2 separate regions of the Homo sapiens genome follow, and region 2 is linked to region 1. Evidence: read pairs that join two places in POLR2A ChIA-PET (ENCODE). Cell type or tissue: K562. All regions are shown on one strand.

Region 1 (2,500 bases):
TTTGACCTGTCCAGTATGTTGTTTGTTTGTTTGTTTATTTTTGAGACGGAGTCTAGCTCTGTCACCGAGGCTGGAGTGCAGTGGCACAATCTCAGCTCACCGCAACCTCTGCCTCCTGGTTTCAAGTGATTCTCCTGCCTCAGCCACCTGAGTAGCTGGGATTACAGGAGCCCACCACTACGCCCAGCTAATTTTTGTATTTTTAGTAGAGACAGGGTTTCATGTGTTGGCCAGGCTGGTCTCGAACTCCTTACCTTGTGATCTGCCCTCCTCGGCCTCCCAAAGTGCTGGGATTACAAACGTGAGCCATCGTGCCCGGCCTATATTGTTTGTTTATTCAACTACAGAATATAATTTATCGATTTAAACCACCATAAAAATGAAGTCAGTTGACTGGGAAATGATTTGAAATACATGCCTGGCTGCTAACAACAGGGACAAAACACGAACTACAAATGGCATATAAGCAGATAAGAAAAACTATTTAACCTCATGGTGAGGGGTCAAACAATTGCAAATTAAAACTGTAAAACACTTAGTAATGATCAGGGCGCAGGGTGGTGTAGCAGTTAAGAGCCCAGACTGATGTGAGACTCAGCTTGACCAAGCGCTGTCAGTCACTTAAACTCCCTGAGCTTCAAATTAATGATAATAATGATTTCTATCAACTTTATCCCCCTCCATATGTAGCTGGATATATTCATTCATTTATTTATTTATTTAGCAGAGACAGGGTTTTGCCATGTTGCCCAGGCCAGTCTCAAACTCCTGGGCTCAAGCCATCCTCCTGCCCCGGCCTCCCGAAGTGCTGGGATTACAGGCATAAGCCACTACACCTGGCAGAGTTTTAGTTTTTATAAAAATTCAAGTTATTTGGTTTTGTGACTCTGTTGCCTTCTGCAGAAATGAAGCTGTTGTCATTTCTGGAAGGAAACTGGCCCAGCAGATCAAGCAGGAAGTGCGGCAGGAGGTAGAAGAGTGGGTGGCCTCAGGCAACAAACGGCCACACCTGAGTGTGATCCTGGTTGGCGAGAATCCTGCAAGTCACTCCTATGTCCTCAACAAAACCAGGGCAGCTGCAGTTGTGGGTATGTGTCCTTCTGAGACCTCGACTGCGGTTCAGTTGAGGTTTATATGAGGCAAAGTCCATTCTAATTTATGATTTCTTTTTTCTGATTAGGAAACCCAAGCAGAGGAGGCTAATGTGATTGAACTGTATCCCAAAACTTTGTCATAGGAAATCAGACTATATCTTTCGGGGTTTATACAGTAGGACAGGAGATACTGGTTGGTATTCTCTGTGGCTTCTGGAAAGAATATAAGCTACATTCTGTTCTTAGTCTTTATATTTGATAGGTGACCCTGAATGCATTTTACATTTGCTTTCCTTGAGCAATAATGGGTCTCCAGTGGAGGTGTTTGAGTGTTTGCAGCTTAAAGCCTTAGAGGCTTAGGGGGCATGATTGAGCAATACAGTATTAGGTGACCTCAGTGATGAGGTCAGGAACACAGTCGTAGATTTGAAGGAAATGACTCTGACTTCTGGGAAATAGCTTTCAAGTTCTTCACCGATTGGTTCTAAAGCCAAACATGCAGTTTAGAAGCAGTTCAGGTCTGGATGATGGGGTTTGTGTTCTAGGTCTCACGGTACCACAGATTACTGTGTCTCTGTGGACAAGAGGTGGGTGGGCAGGCTCAGATATGCCTCTGCCTGCCCATCTGTGGGCCTGTGGTCTGAGCAGCAGGTGGCCTTTCCTTCGAAGGGCTGTGAAACCACTCGCGTGGCTGGGTGGGGTTACTGGCCTGTAAGCCTGTGGTTTTCTCTGTTCTTTATTATTGAGGAGTGAGGCCTCCTGCTCTTTTAATTGAAAGCCTTTAGAAACCTCTAGATAATGGCAAGCCATGGCATTTTGTTTTGTTTTTTGAGACGGCATTTCGCTCTTGTTGCCCAGGCTGGAGTGCAACGGCGTGATCTCGGCTCTCCGCAACCTCCGCCTCCCGGGTTCAAGTAATTCTCCTGCCTCAGCCTACCGAGTAGCTGGGATTATAGGCATGGGCCACCATGCCTGGCGAATTTTGTATTTTTAGTAGAGATGGGGTTTCTCCATGTTGGTCAGGCTGGTGTCGAACTCCCGACCTTAGGTGATCCACCTGCCTCAGGTGATCTGCGCCTGCCTCAGCCTCCCAAAGTGCTGGGATTACAGGCGTGAGCCACTGTGCCTGGCCAAGCCATGGCATTTTAAGACATTGGGAGGTAGTGTGGTGCAGAAAAAAAGAACATGGATTTTGGAACCAGAAAGACTGGCTGTATTATTAGCTCGCTTATTTATTTATTTATTTATTTAGAGACGGAGTCTCGCTCTGTTGCGCAGGCTGGAATGCAGTGGTGCGATCTCAGCTCACTGCAACCCCCGCCTCCCAGGTTCAAGCGATTCTCCTGCCTCAGCCTCCCAAGTAGCTGGGACTACAGGCGCGTTCCACCAAGCCTGGCTAATTTTTT
Region 2 (2,500 bases), 79 kb before region 1:
CCCAGGCTGGTCTCAAACCCCTAGCCTCAAGCAATCCTCTTGCCTCAGCCCCCTAAAGTGTTGGGATTACAGGCATGAGCCACCATGCCCAGCTGAATGTTATACTTTGTAGCTCAGTAAATTGAACTATGCTAGTTTGTTAAATTTTACCATTATTCACTTAGAGAAAATCACAAACAAAATTTAAAATCTCAATTTTCTTTGAGGCAAGGGTCTTGCTATATTGTCCAGGCTGGTCTTGAACTTGTGGCTCAGGTGATCCAACCACCTCAGCCTCTGAGTAGCTGGGATTCTCACCCTTTTTGAGTACAGAAGTAAATAAGTACTTGCACTAAAATTTTGTATTTTTTCTTAAACATGGTTAAGATTATTGTTTTCATCATAATTAACCTATCATGTCTATTTGATCCCATAGAGCCAATTGAAATCTGGAGAAATTTGGTCAGTTAACCTGTTGGTTTTTATATATGGCACCAACTGATCTCTACCAGATTGACACAGTAGATCAGCTGTTTTAATGCTGAAAAGAGAAGCTTATATAAATACAGTGCACATCTATTAATGCTTCTCACGTCTGTAGTTCTGTTTCAGGCAGAGGTTTTTTGGCATAGGACCTGTATTCAGCTCACACTTTCCTAGGCTGGCTATGAGTAGAATGCCTCGTGGCAGTAGCTACACTCATACATAGGCATTGATCTTAGATCTGTGTAGAGTTTTAAATCATTGGCATCTTTTAGGCCTAAATTTTATATTTGCTGGATTTTTTTTTTTTTTTTTTTTGAGATGGAGTCTTGCTCTGTCACCCAGGCTGGAGTGCAGTGGTGCATCTCTGCTCACTGCAAGCTCCGCCTCCCGGGTTCACACCATTCTCCTGCCTCAGTGTCCCACGTAGCTGGGACTACAGGCACCCGCCACCACTCCCGGCTAATTTTTTGTATTTTTTCAGTAGAGACGGGGTTTCATCGTGTTAGCCAGCATGGTCTCAATCTCCTGACCTCATGATCCACCTGCCTCGGCCTCCCAAAGTGCTGGGATTACAGGCGTGAGCCACCACACCCAGCCTGGAATTTTTTTAAAGCAGTAAATGTAAACGCTAACTTTAGAAAATATTAATAATATGATTAATTTTAGCCAGAATAAAATAATTTGCCATCTTTATAGAAATCTGGCCACGTAGGAATTAGCATTCTTAAAATTGGCACTGAAGCCAGAAGATGGATAGTGAAATTGGTCACATGCATAGACAGCTACCAAGTCCAGTGTTTAATGGTGCCCAGTGAAGAGGATTGAAGCACACACCAGAGAAGCAGCTGTAACTGGGTCAGAAGAAAAGTGTCAGGCTGAGACTTAGTTTTAGGTAGAAAAATGAGCTGCTTGCCTCTACATTCATTATTGGCTCATCTCATAAACTCAAATGAGGGGATCAGAAGCTGGCAGAAGGGACGGACTCATGCTTGTTGATCCGGATGACCTCTGTTTCAAGGTTCCAGCAATGAGTTAGCTTACATTTTACAAGGTCTCCCAAAGTGAAATGTAGTAGTCTTTACTTAGTGACAGACTAATTTACAACTATGTAATTCTTTTAAGTTTGTAATTAAAATTTCTTCTGAATTATTAATGGCTTTATTGACATGATGTTAATAAAGCCTCTCATCTTGCTGTTAAGTATTGTAGTGAGAAAATCAGCTGACCTGGAAACCATGGGGATTGGTTCTAATGAGCCATAAATGCTTCCCCTCTTCCTTCAGCACTAGTAGACTACCAGCTTTAGGCATTTAACCAAACGAATTGGAGACAGAAAATATTAAAATCCAGCCATCCTATATCAGATGATGAACTCATTTCCAGACTAACTACCCAAGAAAGCAAGTTAAACACTGTAAAAGCCTAAAACGGGGCAAGTTGGGATTAGCTTTTAAAATGCCTGCCTTGAAAAACACATTATTCTGTGAGGTTTTTTTTTTTTCTTTAAAGTTGTGCAAATTTGATTCGGAAAAATAGCTTAATAGGTTTGTATAGGGCACGGGAGAAGGGGTTGTGTGCATAAATGTATGATGATTATTTTAAGTGTGTGCTTCAGCAGCGACAACAAACAGATGAAGATACGTGATACTGACTAAACAGGCAAGAGTATTTTCTAGTCTCAGTTCTTCTAGTCAATGCCTAAAGTATTAGAAAAAGTACTGAAACAATTCCCAAAGCATCAGGAATTTCCATTTCTAGTCAAAATATTGTTTGTTTTCTTCCAACAGTTCTGTTAAATAAAAGGAAAAGTTATAAAGTTTTAGAGATATATTTAATGTCACAGGTTAATAATGTGTGTATAGAAGCCTTCTCTAACCTTGTTTGTAAATCTACCAAACCTCACCTCAAACAGTGTTCTCCTTAAACCCATCCTTTTTGTGCAAAGCTACTGCTTCCTGATGTCCATAACTCAAGGCATTTTTTTTTTCGCTTGGTGTAGTTTCTGAAATGTGATTATTTAATGTTTGCCAAGATG

What was found. ChIA-PET counts read pairs that join two places held together with the same protein. Peaks named below come from ENCODE experiments on the same cell type or tissue, not always from the same donor. Only the 100,000 strongest peaks of a DNase experiment are listed, where the experiment ranks them.
Region 2: POLR2A ChIA-PET joins it to region 1 with 5 read pairs; 16 of 35 experiments call an interaction of 5 or more read pairs at or near these places.

The regions. Positions count from the first base shown.
Region 1 is chr2:74,204,802-74,207,301 of GRCh38, forward strand. MTHFD2 (methylenetetrahydrofolate dehydrogenase (NADP+ dependent) 2, methenyltetrahydrofolate cyclohydrolase) reads left to right here. Exons shown (of 8, transcript NM_006636.4): 2 at 904-1,088. Among named protein-coding and RNA genes, the nearest start is that of MTHFD2, 7.4 kb to the left of the region's middle. RefSeq lists enhancers at 1,457-2,036, 1,567-1,666. In K562, no CTCF peak of the experiment used is centred here; a DNase peak (open chromatin) is centred at 1,550.
Region 2 is chr2:74,125,741-74,128,240 of GRCh38, forward strand. It overlaps a transcript of TET3 not described here. Among named protein-coding and RNA genes, the nearest start is that of BOLA3, 21 kb to the right of the region's middle. In K562, no CTCF peak of the experiment used is centred here; no DNase peak of the experiment used is centred here.